2 separate regions of the Homo sapiens genome follow, and region 1 is linked to region 2. Evidence: chromatin contacts called from ENCODE Hi-C data. All regions are on one chromosome and are shown on one strand. The core of a region is the stretch at or near the end of the contact, and the rest is flanking DNA. Distances in the headings are between cores, read along the strand shown. Region 1 overlaps ATAD1 (ATPase family AAA domain containing 1). Region 2 has its middle 24 kb from the start of NUTM2A.

Region 1 (6,926 bases), core at 2,687-5,186, 560 kb after region 2:
TTCGTTAACAAATTGAGGTCTAGTCTTCAATATCTCCAATTTACATGGGAAATTTCCCCTCACATTTACATGTGAAATTTCCACGGATCATCAGAAGAAATTCACCTTTTTTCTCCTTCATTCTAGACCCTTCCCACAATTCTGCCCTCCTTCATTTTCAGAATTCTGCTTTGGAAAAATGGCAATAAATAAAGTTGCAGGGGGTGATAATCCAAATTTACCTTTTATTTCATAAGCGGTGTTTCTAATATAAAGCAAAATAAAAGAAACTAACCTAAAAGCTCTAAAAGATTTTGACAAGTGTTAAAAATCAAGTCAAAATAACATACCTTTCTTCTGATGTAGAATTAACATATTCTCTAACACAGAGGAGGGCAGCATCTCGACACATCTCTTTTAGGTCACTTCCTGAAAACCCATCAGTTTCCTGGGCAACTTCTAGCAGGTCTACATGCCTATCCACCTTAAACAAATATAAAAACATGCTTAAAAAACAAAAATAAATATATTGTAAATGATACTACCAAACACCCATCTTAAAGAAAGTTAAGCATATTATAACTGCATGGGAGGAGAAACAATAGTTTCTAGAAGCTTTTTTTAACCACAAAAGCTTAGAAATTTGAAATATAATTTTCATTATTTGTCCTTATGATTAAGACAAATAATTATTACTAGATACACTGTAGAGTGATGGGGAAGAACGGATATTGGACTTTCTTTGATATCTCTCAAGAAGGTACCAAGGTGACATTTTTCTGTAATACATTCAACATACAGTACTTGGCAAATAACCTACATCAAGAGTCCATTACAAAAAAAAAAAAACAAAACACTCAACATTCCTTTTAATTGTAATGCTTGGTATTCTATTATCTCAACATGAATTTAGCACCTATACTTTTGCTCCTCAAGCTAAGCTTATAGTCAAGCCAATTAAGTGACTGTCCTAGCCACATAATAGACTTGAGATAGTCTAATCATACTAAACTTATGTACAGATTAAGAAGAGAAAATAAGCAAGAAAAAAATCTATAACTACCATCTAGTAAATGATTCTTATGTCTCATTCACTGGGGTAAGCACTTTGCATGTATTATTCTCATTTAATCTTCTCAGAAACTATCAATTTCATTTTCAGATAAGAATCATGAGACCTGGACAGGTAAACACGGTCAGAGCCAGGATTTGAACACAATATAGTGAGGTCCAGCTGTATTTTTCCCCTGTTCAGCTCATCACTTGTTACAGCAACATTTACTTTCCCCCACTGATGTGAAATGACACCTTATAGTTACTAAATTCCCATTTGTATTTGTATTATATTTACTAAATTCCCATTTGTATACGTGGAAGACACAGTGTTTTAGGAAGAACAGCAACTCTACACAAGGACAAGAGACTTGAAGGTGAGACAACACTGCCAGCTCTGCAACTGTGACCTCACATGACAGTGCTCTCATTCCTAAACATGAGGGTTACATGAAGATAAATCATGTTTTTTGATAAAAAGAAACTGAACCCAGAGGGCAGGAGTGCAAGCAGCAATGATAAGCAAAGCAAATGGTAAATACATGGATAAATCTAAATAAACTTTAGCTATATAAATAGTAGTAATAATAGTTATTATAGTAGTCATAATCATTTGGGGTACAAAAACAAAGTGGAGCTAAAATGCTGTACAATAAGGACATGTAAGACAGAGGAGACATCTACATTAAAGTACTCTAAAGTGTTACAATTAAAGCATTAAAAAGAGGGTACAGATATTATTAACTTAGACTTTATGTATGTATGTCAAAATACATAGGTACCACTAAAGGATAGAAAGGGTACACTAAAGGAAGAAAGAGAATGTGTAATTTCCAAACCAATAGAGGAAGGGAGAAAAACAGAATAAAGAATACAAGAGCAGTATTAACAAACTCAGGACTAGAGGGTTGGGACAAATAAGCAAAGAAAAAGCATAATAAATGGAAAGCATTAAAATAATAATGAATGAATCCAAATTTATGAGTAATTACCATAAATGCAAATAGACTAAACTTGGCTGGTAAAAGATTTTATACAAAAGAACCCAAAATGTAGCTATTTGAGGTTTATAATAGACAATACTTATGCTAAAGGGAAAAAAACAGTCTTTGTGTTACATTTGAAATAAAAACAAAGAAAAGCAGGAAGTAAAAGACTGAAAGACATCAACGATTAATAAAAAGAAAGCTAATGTAGTTCTAGTTACATCAGATTTTTACTCAAAATGCATAATTGAGAAGTCATTATATAATGATAAAAAAAAATTCACCAGAAAAATACAACAATTCTGCCCCTGTAGACATACATGTAACATGGCCTCAAAACATATACAGCAGAAATTTATATAATTACATATAAAAATGGGCAAATTCACAATACTGGAAGATTTTTAACTTATGTCTCATGTACTGCCACATCAGTGAGTTCTTAGGACCGGTGACAGCACCTGTGATCTCATGTACATACATGTATATAATTTAGATCTTAGTCCTTTGATGGTTATAGGGTTGCAAATATTTTCATTGTGGCTTGTTTTTTCACTTTGTTCATGTTACCCCGTGACACAGAAGCTTTAAGTCTGATTATAGTCAGACTTCTCTATTCTCTTTCCTTTGTAGTTTTTAATTTTTTGTGAATTGAGAAACTCTTCTCATGTGTCCTTAAGAAACAGACACATACAAGGATCTAATTTTTCTACTGTTTGTAAAAAGAATAAAAATAACATATACCTATACACATGCATTAGGTATCTGTTCACATATATTCACGGGATTGATAAACTCTATCAACTCCTGGACAGCAGGTTACCAATGACGGTGATAATGGGAAGTGGCCAGTGGTTGCTTAAGGCTGTACTTAATTAAAAAAAAAATGAAGCAAATGTGGAAATATATTAAAATTGCCTGTTAAATATGGGTGGAAGATAATGGGGCTATTTGTTTATATGTTTGAAATATTTCATACATTTAACAAACTACTTTAAAGAGCTTTCCAAACTATACTCTGAGATGTTAAAAATTAAACATCCAACACTTCCTCCTGTCTTTTGACCACTCCGTTGTTGGGCCACCCTATGTTCTAACCACTCACAAATCTTGTGCCTGATAAGATGATACAGTTAGAAAGATGAACCAACCAAGTATAAGAAAACAAAGAAAAGAAGATTCCAGTCACTGGGGGAGCAAGATTTAATTAAGAGGTACCATACCCTAATGGTTAAGAGTAGGCTCCATCACTTCTTTGTGTAATCCTGGGCAAGTTATTACAAAACTTCTCTGGGTTTCAGTTTCCTCAGCTGTAAAATAGGACTAATATGTACTCCTTAGATAAATGAGGATTAAATAAAACAATGTATAGCTCACCAAAATGCTTGGCACATAGCAAGCACTCTAAAAGTAGCTCATTTTGTTCTAAGATAATAGCTTTTAGATAAACCATGAAATAATGAGAACTCTTTTCATTAGGCAACTCTGAAGGCAATTCCCAAGTTAAAAAGCTTTTGAGTATAGGCAGCAACAGCAGAATAAGTTAACAGACTTCTAAAATAGCTTGAAAGAATGATACTTACTTATGCAGTTGTTTATTATTATATCCACCATTAATAGTATACTTGTAAATAACATCTATGTACTCTAAGCATTTTACACTTATAATTTTATTTCAAGACCAGCTGGGGCAAATGATGAGACCCTGATATGGTCTGGCTCTGTGTCCCCACCGAAGTCTCATGTTGAATTTAATTCCCAGTGTTAGGGGGAGGGACCTGGTGGGAAGTGATTGGATTATGGGGACAGACTTCCCCCTTGTTCTCATGATAGTGAGTGAGTTCTCTCAAGATCTGATGGTTTAAAAATGTGTGGCACTTCCCCCTTCACTCTCTCCCACTCCTGCTCTGCCATGGTAAGACATGCTTGCTTCCCCTTCGCCTTTGACCATGATTGTTAAGTTTCCTGAGGCCTCCCAGCCATGCTTCCTGTACAGCTTGTGGAACGGTGAGTCAATTAAACCTCTTTTCTTCATAAGTTATCCAGTCTCAGGTAGTTCTTTATAGCGGTTTGAGAACGGGCTAACACAGACCCCATCTCAACAAAAAAAATTTTGTTAACTAGCTGGGTGTGTCTAGCTACTCAGGAGGTTGAGGCAGGAGGATCACTTGAGCCAAGGAGTTCAAGGCTGCAGTGAGCTAGGATTACACCACTGCATTCCAGTCTGGCTAGAATGATGAGGCTGGTCAGCTAGAATGTAGGAGACTGTCAGTTCTGTCTCAAAACAAAAAACAAAAACTATTGCTGCTATATCATACAAAAGTAATTTCAGGTCAGTTTGTATAGGGAAAAAAGCTACCTCCTTAAAGTCAGACGAAATACTTTTATAGGGTATAAATTTTATCAGTGCTAATTCTTTTTATACTTAAAACCTTAAGCCAAAATCACTACACTATCTTTTTAAAATAAGCGAATCATGTTAAGGAATACCTATCAATAAAATAATTGTAAAAGAGTAGAACACAGTATCATTTCAAAAGCTTCAATCTTTTATTCAGAGAAGATGAACTCAAAGTCTGGAAGTTCATGTGAATTTAAAAAAAAAACAACAAAAAACCCTTATTTAGCTCCACAATGTATAAGTATGACAGTGCTCAGTTTACCAAATAAATATATGTGCTACTGATTTGAGGCATCTTTAACAAAATTAAATTAATTTTCTTCAGATTTTATTGAAGTAGCAGTAATCCTTCAGCATATAAATACCAACCAGTGGGAAATGACGAGATGTTCTCATGTCAGCAATTATCCAGAGAGCATTCGTATTTTGCAACATAAAACTGATTAGAGACTATACTTTGTGGTTTTATGAATAACAGAATTGCTAAAAATTCCCTGTATCTGCTGGGTGGGATGGCTCATGCTTGTAATCCTAGCACTTTGGGAGGCTGAGATGGGTGGATCTCTTGAGCTCAGGAGTTCTAGACCAGCCTGGGCAACATGGCGAAACCCCATTTCTACTAAAAATACAAAAAATTCGCTGGGTGTGGTGCATGCACCTATAGTCCCAGCTACTCAGGGGGCTGAGGCGGGGGGATCACTTGAGCCCAGGGAGGCTGCAGTGAGCTGAGATTGTGCCACTGCACTCTAGCCTGGGTGACAAAGCAGAGATTGTCTAAAAAAAAAATTCCCTGTAGCCATGAAAAATATAATCCTAAAAGAATTTCCAAAGACAGTACTAAGAAAGCAGAATACTGAATACTAAAATTAAGAGACATGTATAATTTCTTCCTCTTATTTCTTTTTTAGAGACAGGATCTTGCTCTGTCACCCAGGCTAGAATGCAGTGGTGCATCCACTGCAGCCTTGAACTTCTAAGCTCAAGTGATCCTCCTGCCTCAGCCTCCCGAGTAACTAGGCAGACCCATTTAAATTTTAAAATTTCTTTGTAGAGGTGAGGTCTCATCATGTTGCCCGGACCTGTCTCAAACTCCTGGCCTCAAGTGATCCTCCCACCATGACCTTCAGAAGTGCTAGGATTACAGGCATGAGTCACCATGCCCAGCACTGACATGAGTAACTTCTTAAGTTTAAATGTGAAACTAAATAACCTGTGTAAATTATGGCTCTGTTACAAGGGCTTAAATTTCATCACTTGTACTCATATTAATCAGCTATATGTAAATCATCTGCATCATCTCCAGCTACACTAGACCACACTATATTTCAAAAATGTTATAAACTTCCAGTCATGCAAAACGATCCTTCATTAAAATGGTTTAAATTAAATAACTGTATTGGTTAACTTGAAGTCTCCAAAATTGTAACTACCTTCTAGTATCTGTTAAATTTCTAGCCACACCATGGCCATCCTAATTCAAAGGAACTTATTAACTATCCCCTTTATTTTCTTCTCTAAACTTTTCACTGGTGTCTATCACTGTTAAAGGTTTACCAATTGTGTTTTATCTAAACAATACTACAACTACACTTTTTTTTTTTTTGAGACAGAGTCTTACTCTAGTCACCCAGGCTGGAGTACAGTGGCGCGATCTCGGCTCACTGCAACCTCTGCCTCCGGGGTTCAAGTGATTTTCCTGCCTCAGCCTCCCAAGTAGCCAGGATTACGGTTGCCAGCCACCATGTCCAGCTAATTTTTTTTGTATTTTTAGTAGAGACAGGGTTTCACCATGTTGGCCAGGCTGGTTTCGAACTCCTGACCTCAGGTGATCTGCCTGCCTTGGCCTCCCAAAGTGCCAGGATTACACAATGTTTTTTTGAAAGCAGTTATCAAAAATTCAATTAAAAGTCAACCGGGCACGGTGGCTCATGCCTGTAATCCCAGCACTTTAGGAGGCTGAGGCGGGCGGATCATGAGGTCAGGAGTCCGAGACCAGCCTGATCAACATGGTGAAACCCCGTCTCTACTAAAAAAAAAAAAATATATATATATATAAGCCGGGTGTGGTGGCGCGCGCCTATAATCCCAGCTACTTAGGTGGCTGAGGCAGGAGAATCGCTTGAACCCAGGAGGTGAAAGTTGCAGTGAGCCAAGATCATGCCACTGCACTCCAGCCTGGGCGACAGAGCGAGACTCTGTCACAAAAAAAAAAAAAAAAAAAAAAAAAGGCAAAATATAATTTACTGATTTCTTATCTAGGACCAAAGTTCCTTACCTAAAAAACATGGAGAATTTTAGGAATTTCTCTGAAACTGTACATATTTCATGTACATACGTAGCTTTCTTAGAAAAGACTACTTTTATCTCATTCTTAAAGGGCTCTATGACATGCTCCCCCCAAAATGATTCATAACCACTGATCCTAATCTTTGTAATTTGCTAGGTTCTTTAAGCTTTTGCATACACTATATGTTATTTTGATATGTTTTAAGGCAATAGGTCAAGAA
Region 2 (7,024 bases), core at 4,499-6,998:
AGTTACATTAACTATACCACCCCACAGCTCTTCCTTAAGAGGAGCTAACAGTCGCTCCTCCATAACCACCCTCTTTCCCCCAACCCTAGGTAACCACTCTTCTACTTAGTGGCTGTATAGATTTCACTATTCTGACATTTCACATGAATGGAATCATACAATATGTGGTCCTTTGTAACTGATTTCTTTCACTCGGTATAGTGTTTTCAAGGTTCACACATGTAGCATGTATCACTACTTCATTGTTTTTATTGCCAAATAATATTCCATTGTATGGATATACCACATTTTATGTATCTATTCATCAGTTGGTGGACAACTGAGTTTTTCCCACTTTTTGGCTATTTTTAATTATACTATCATGAACATTTGTGTGCAAGTCTTTGTGTGGATGTATATTTTCATTTCTCTTGGGTATGTACCCAGGAGTGGAATTGCTGGGTTGTATGGTTTAACCATTTGAGGAACTGCCAAACTTTTCTAATGCAGGTGCACTATTTTACATTCCCATGAGAATGCATTGGAGTTCTGATTTCTCCACATCCTCACCAGCACTTTTTATTATTATCTGACTTTTTGATTATAGCCATCCTAGTGGGCATGCCATCTGTTCTTGAGATAAGTTTAGAATCATTTTTATCCCATTGATATTTTTAATGAGATTGCTTTGAATTTATGGATCATTTGGACATGTTTTCAGTGGTTAAGGCTTACTATTTAAGAAGAGCATGCTTTTTCAATTAATAAAGTATTCTTTAATGTTCCTTAGCTTTAGCTTTATTTAGCAGTCCACATTTAAAGGGTATTAACTATGGAAATTTTTTTTTTTTTGATACAGGGTCTCACTCTGTTGCCCAGGCTGGAGTGCAGTGGTATGATCTCAGCTCACTGCAACCTCTGCCTCTCAGGCTCAAGCTATCCTCCCACCTCAGCCTCTTTGGTAACTGGGGCTACAGGCATGTGCCACCACACCTGGATAATTTTTGTATTTTTTGTAGAGATGGAGTTTTGCCATGTTGCCCAGGCTGGTCTGGAACTCCTGGGCTCAAGCAATCCACCTGCCTCAGCCTCCCAAAGTGCTTGGATTACAGGTATGAGCCATCAACCAGTTTTTTTGTTTTTTTAAATCATTGATTTCAACTATGCTCTGTTGAATCCCTTTTCCATCCCCTCATGTCTCACATGCCTCACATAACTTCCCAGGCATTGTGTTTTAGAAAGTCTGGTATTGTTTAAATTCCAGCCTCATTTTGCTCTTCTCCAGAGCATGTCCAGCTAGTCACTAAAGGGACTTGGAATGGGGAGGAGATAGGTGCACTCTTCCTTTCCTTTGACTCCAGCTGTTGGAGCTGGAGGGAGGGCGTGAACTGTCACCGAGGTGAATTCTCCCCATTCCTTCCCAGCTTCCTGAGGCCTAGCTCCTCCAGTGAGCTGGGGAGGGAGAAAAGAAGGAAAGGGGACAGTGGTACTTACCAGGCAGCTACCACTGTGGTCCTCTCCTTTGATGGACTCTGCTTTTCTAGCCAGTACTTAACTGCTGATGCCTTCTGTGCAGCAGGCGTTGAGTACTCCTCTTTCTGGGGTCCATGTGAGAGTTCTTTCAGAGCTCACTCTTCTATGTACTCTATGTACTCACTCTATCATATGTACACAGTTGTTTTCATGGGAGATGCAGCTCTGTCTGGTCTTTCCTGCCCCCTCCACTCTCTCCAACTGTACCTCCTTTCTCCATCTTGCAATCTCTCTCTGATTCACTTCACTCGTGCTCAGACAGGCATGGAGAGCAGGTCAGCAAATTCTTCACACTATCAGACTTTAGACAAGCTAAGGAATTGTCCTTCTCTGCATACTGTATATAGCACAGTTTGATTTATGTAACATCCTAATCATACTGTCTGGAAGAATCTTACCAAAATGATATCATTATTCCCCTACATGGGGAATTAGGGCTTGATTTTACCTTCTTTATTATAATTATTTTTACTTGATCAAATTACTAGGAAATATTCCCTCACTTCTAAAGAATACAATTTCCCTGTGTTAGAAAGATCAGTCCCGGTGTGGTGGCTCACTCCCATAATCCCTGTACCTTGGGAGCCTGAGACGGGAGGATTGCTTGAGGCCAGGAATTGGAGACCAGCCTGGACAACATAGCAAGATCTTGTCTCTATAAAACACTAAAAAAAAAAAAAATTAGCCAGGCATGGTGACACACTACTCAGGAGGCTGAGGCAGGAAGATCACTTGAGCCCGGAAGTTTGAGGCTGCAGTGAGCTATGATCTGCCACTACACTCCAGCCTGGATGACAAAGCGAGACCCTGTCTCTAAAAAATAAAAACAACAACAAACATACATAAATAAAGAGATCACATCCAAATAATAGAAAAAGATGATATGGTTTTGGTCCCCAAAACTGACATCACGTAGGAGATATTGGAACTTTGTGGGTGGGAGCCAAGCCCATGCTGGTGCCCCTTCTCTAGGTCACGTCTATACTGCTTGTTTGGATTCCTTGGCAAAAACTGACTATGCAAAGACAGTAGGATGCCTGACTCAAATTGGGTCAATCAGATCCTTTTTCTTGGAATTTAAAAAAAAATTGCATGAAAACGTATAGTTAAATGCACAGGTCTTAAGTGTACAATTTAGAGTTTTGACAAATATATACATTCATGTAACTGAACCCCAAACAAGATATGGAGCATTTCCATCACCCTAGAATTTTCGTTCATCTCCACTTCCAGTCAGTCTCCATCCATGATGGCCAACCACCATTCTGATTTCTATCACTATACACTAGTTTGATCTGTGTTTGGACTTCATGTAAATGAAATCATACAGTATATATTCCTTTGTAACTGGCTTTTTTTAACCTAAGAATGTTTTTCAGGCTTATCCATATTTTTATGTGAATCAGCAGTTTATTCATTTTTATTGTTCAGTAATATATCAATGTGTGAATATATTATCCATTCGTCTGTTGAAGTCATTTGAGTTCTTTCCAGTTTCGAACTATTATGAATAAAGCTGCTAAAAACATTTTTAAAACAAGTCTTGTTGTGGACGTAAGTTTTTGTTGGGGCAGGGATTTAAATAGCTCGGACTGAGATTGTCAGTTTATTGGATAAGTATATATTTAACTTGAGAAGAATCTGCCAAACAGTGCTCCAAAGTTGTGCAATTTTACACTCTCCGCAGCCAAAACGGAGGCTTCCAGTTGTTGTACATCCTTGCCAATATTTGAGATGTCAGTCATTTTCACTGTAGCCATTCTAGAGGCGGTAAAGTGGAACCTCCTGGTTTTGGTTTCTCTTTCACTGATGACTAATGACGCACAACTTTTCATGTGCTCATTGGCCATTTGTATACCTTCATTTGTGAAGTGTCTCTCAAGTCATCTGCACATTTATCTTATTGGGTTGTTTGTCTTTTTACTGATCAGACATATGTATTCTAGATAAAAGTCAGATATATGTATTATTGATATTTCAAAGCATTTTGTTCAGCAGTAGAAATGCTGGCTATATGATTTGAGAATAAAAATACGTATGTAATTGTAACAGGAAGTCTTAAATAAATTAAAATGTCACTATTTTGAATAACTAGAATATATATTAAGAAAAATAATCCCAGGAAATAAAAAATATGCTAGTAATAATTACACATAACAGATTTACAAAATTATATTACCATATAACAGTAATACATAATTCTAAATAAAAATAATCATGCTCACAGATAAAACCAAAAACTTTAAGAGCTTAATTTATTGAAAGCAAATGATTTAAATATCATGAGGGAAATAAAAGGAGACAAGAATTAGTGGAACACTCTACTGTGCTCCTGCTGTTTGGGAAGATGTACTATACAGAGTTAATTCAACAATAAACAAAGTCCCTGAGGGATGGCCTATACGAGTTGACAAGTTGATTTAAAAATTAATTGAGGGAATTAAACAGAAATGTAAATATTCCAATAACCATCGAATTATACATTTTAAATGGATGAATCATATATGTGAATTATATCTCAATAAAACGATTATAAAAAAAGAATAAACAGGGAATTTTTTTCTTTTTGAGACAGAGTTTTGCTCTTGTTGCCCAGGCTGGAGTGCAATGGCATGATCTTGGCTCACCGCAACCTCCACCTCTCAGGTTCAAGCAATTCTTCTGCCTCAGCCTCCCGAGTAGCTGGGATTACAGGCATGCGCCTCCATGCCTGGCTAATTTTGTATTTTTAATAGAGATGGGGTTTCTCCATGTTGGCCAGACTGGTCTCAGACTCTCAGGCTTAGGTGAACCTCCCGCCTCGCTCTCCCAAAGTGCTGGGATTACAGGCGTGAGCCACTGCGCCTGGCCTAACAACAGGGAAATATTTTTCAAGTTAAAGCAAAAAAACAAGGTAAGCCAAGTAAAACTATATAAAAATATATGATTTTGGTGTTTACAGTGCATTGGGTAAAAAATCTTACTCAGAAACAGTATGTAAAATATTTCGTTTTTAGAAAACCATACATTAAATCAATGGAGAGTGGCCAAAAAATTTTAACACTGTTTATCTCAAGGAGCTACAACTATGGTAAATATTTTCCTTAATAATGAAATGTGGAAACATTCCTGAGAACAGAAATAAGACGAAGATGTCCATTATCATCACTTGTATTCAATACTTTCCTGGTATTCCTAACAAGAGTAATAAGGCAAAAAAGTTGAAATAAAAATACTAAGATTGGACCTAAGATACAAAACTATGTATGTATTATTAACAACTCAAAAGAATCCAGAGACAAGTTATTAGAATTAGTGAGTTTAGCATGACTGAATAAATGGTCAAAATAGGAAAACCAACTTTATTTCTGTACACCAGCAAGAGTTAGAAAATAAAACATTTTAAAACAATACCATTTATGGTAGCATAAAAATTCAAATGTCTGGGGAAAAATTTAATGAAAAGATGTCCATGACACTTTATTATTTAGAGAAATGAGAGAAGAGGTAAATAAACAGAAGTACATACCATGTGAACTGATTAGATGACCCAGTATTTTAAAGATGTCAATTCTCCCCTGAATTGACTTATAAACTCAGTGCAACCCCAGGCGCAGTGCCTCACGCCTGTAATCCCAGCACTTTGGGAGGCTGAGGCGGGCAGATCACGAGGTCAGGAGATCGAGACCATCCTGGTTAACACGGTGAAACCCCCGTCTCTACTAAAAAAAAAAAAAATACAAAAAATAAGCCGGGCGTGATGGCGGGCGCCTGTAGTCCCAGCTACTCGGGAGGCTGAGGCAGGAGAATGGCGTGAACCCGGGAGGCGGAGCTTGCAGTGAGCCAAGATCAGGCCACTGCACTCCAGCCTGGGCGACAGAGCAAGACTCCGTCTCAAAAAAAAAAAGAAAAGGAAAAAGAAGAAAATCTCAATGCAATCCCAACCAAAATCACAACAGGCTTCATATATATGTGTGTGTGTGTGTGTGTGTGTGTGTGTGTGTGTGTGAGAGAGAGAGAGAGAGAGAGAGAGAAGTTGCATGGTTAGGTGGTAAAAGCAGTGTTTGCCATAAAAATCAGGTCGTTGGTTATTTTGGTTATTTTGGTGGGGAGGGAGAGGTAGTGTTTGGAAGGGGACACGCTGGAAGGTTTTGGGACGCATGGTATACCCGTTGTCAATGTATGGCCTCGCACCTCCAAATCCATCCTTTAATACCTGCTCTGCGGTCACAGCCAGAATCCCCTTCCGCGGCTCCCCTCGCGGCGGGGAGGATGCTGAACAGTAGAGGGCGCTGGAGACACGCTGCGGGAGGCTGGCGCTCGGGTCCGGCTGCGGGCCACAGGCCGCGGATCGCGTTCTGCCAGCGCCCCACGCCCGCAAGCGCGGCCCCTCCGCCACCTCGCGGCCCGGCCTGACCTGTTAATCACGTCCCCACGGCTCTTCTAGCGGGGACACCGCCGTCTGCAGGCTCCGTCCCCACCGTGCCCAGACCCCGGGAAGTTTGTCAGTCAGCACCCTGATGCCAGCCGATTCTCAAAAAGCCAGGAGGATCCAAGCAGATCATTTGCCAGACGGTACTGCAGCAATGGAGATGAACAGATAATTCACACAGAAAGAAGGATGGTAGGGAGAGACGTGCGGGGGGTAGGGAGGGCGGAAGGAAGGTCTAGGGGAAGGAGCGGAGGGGGAAGGGAGGAAGGAAGGCAGGAATGGAATGAAAGGAGAAGGGAGGAAGGACTCGTTGAATGCACAGCCTCCCCGGTGCTGCAGCGGCAGGAGCGGCTCTCACAGGCATGGGGCCCCCAGCAGACCCTACCAGGCTGCGGGAATGTTGCGGCCCTGCAGGGCGTCTCTGTCTTTTTTGAGGTGTCTCTGGTAATATGTGATAATGATAGTATTTTTAGACATTTGGAATGTGATTTAAATTCTAGCTCCACCACCTTCTAGCTGTGGGACCCTGAGAAACAGCACATCCTCCCAGATCCTCCCTTCTCTCTTGTCCACACGTGGGGAAGGCTCCTGGCGGGGTGGGGATTGGGGGTGGTGGGAGGGGGGAAGGTGGGGGGCTTTGCAGATTTACCAAGCTGATGTACAAAGACCTACTACAGCTGTAAGGGCTAGCTCCTTTCTCCCACTCTGGCAGTCACTCCACTTTGAGAAACATACCTCTTGAAATAAAGCTACAAGTGGAGAGGGGCAGGTGATTTGGGCAAATAATTCCATACTAAATATTAGGACAAAACATCCTAGGCAAATATCACAATCCGGAGTCATAGTGGCATACTAAATTCAACCAAGAAATATACCCATGATGTTGAAAGAGCCAGGCTTATGGAATGTAAACAGCAAACTATTTTATTCTTGTTTTCTATTTACCAATTCAAACTTGCTCTGCAGGTCACTCCTCCCTGCCCCTGGGATAAAATCTAGGGCATGTTCTGTGACTTTCTGGATCACAAAATTCACATGATTTTTGGATCATTCTCAGTTAACCAAAAATTTGTCCTGTAACTTCTAGCTATAAAAATAGGC

The links. Hi-C counts contacts between places; a loop is a spot of excess contacts on that map. Pooled maps may share reads with other maps.
Region 1: a loop to region 2 is called in a pooled map, with 2.6 times the contacts of the local background. The contact joins two enhancer-like sites. A Hi-C loop is called at or near these places in 2 of 50 pooled maps.

Annotation. Positions count from the first base shown.
Region 1 is chr10:87,756,460-87,763,385 of GRCh38, forward strand. ATAD1 (ATPase family AAA domain containing 1) reads right to left here. Exons shown (of 10, transcript NM_001321967.2): 9 at 330-463. Among named protein-coding and RNA genes, the nearest start is that of ATAD1, 58 kb to the right of the region's middle. RefSeq lists an enhancer at 5,510-5,609. Within about 2 kb of position 3,937, at least 2 of the 41 ENCODE cell types and tissues checked have a DNase peak (open chromatin) inside an H3K27ac peak, as active enhancers do.
Region 2 is chr10:87,197,868-87,204,891 of GRCh38, forward strand. No RefSeq gene overlaps it. Among named protein-coding and RNA genes, the nearest start is that of NUTM2A, 24 kb to the right of the region's middle. RefSeq lists an enhancer at 3,171-3,270 and a silencer at 5,873-5,922. Within about 2 kb of position 5,749, at least 16 of the 41 ENCODE cell types and tissues checked have a DNase peak (open chromatin) inside an H3K27ac peak, as active enhancers do.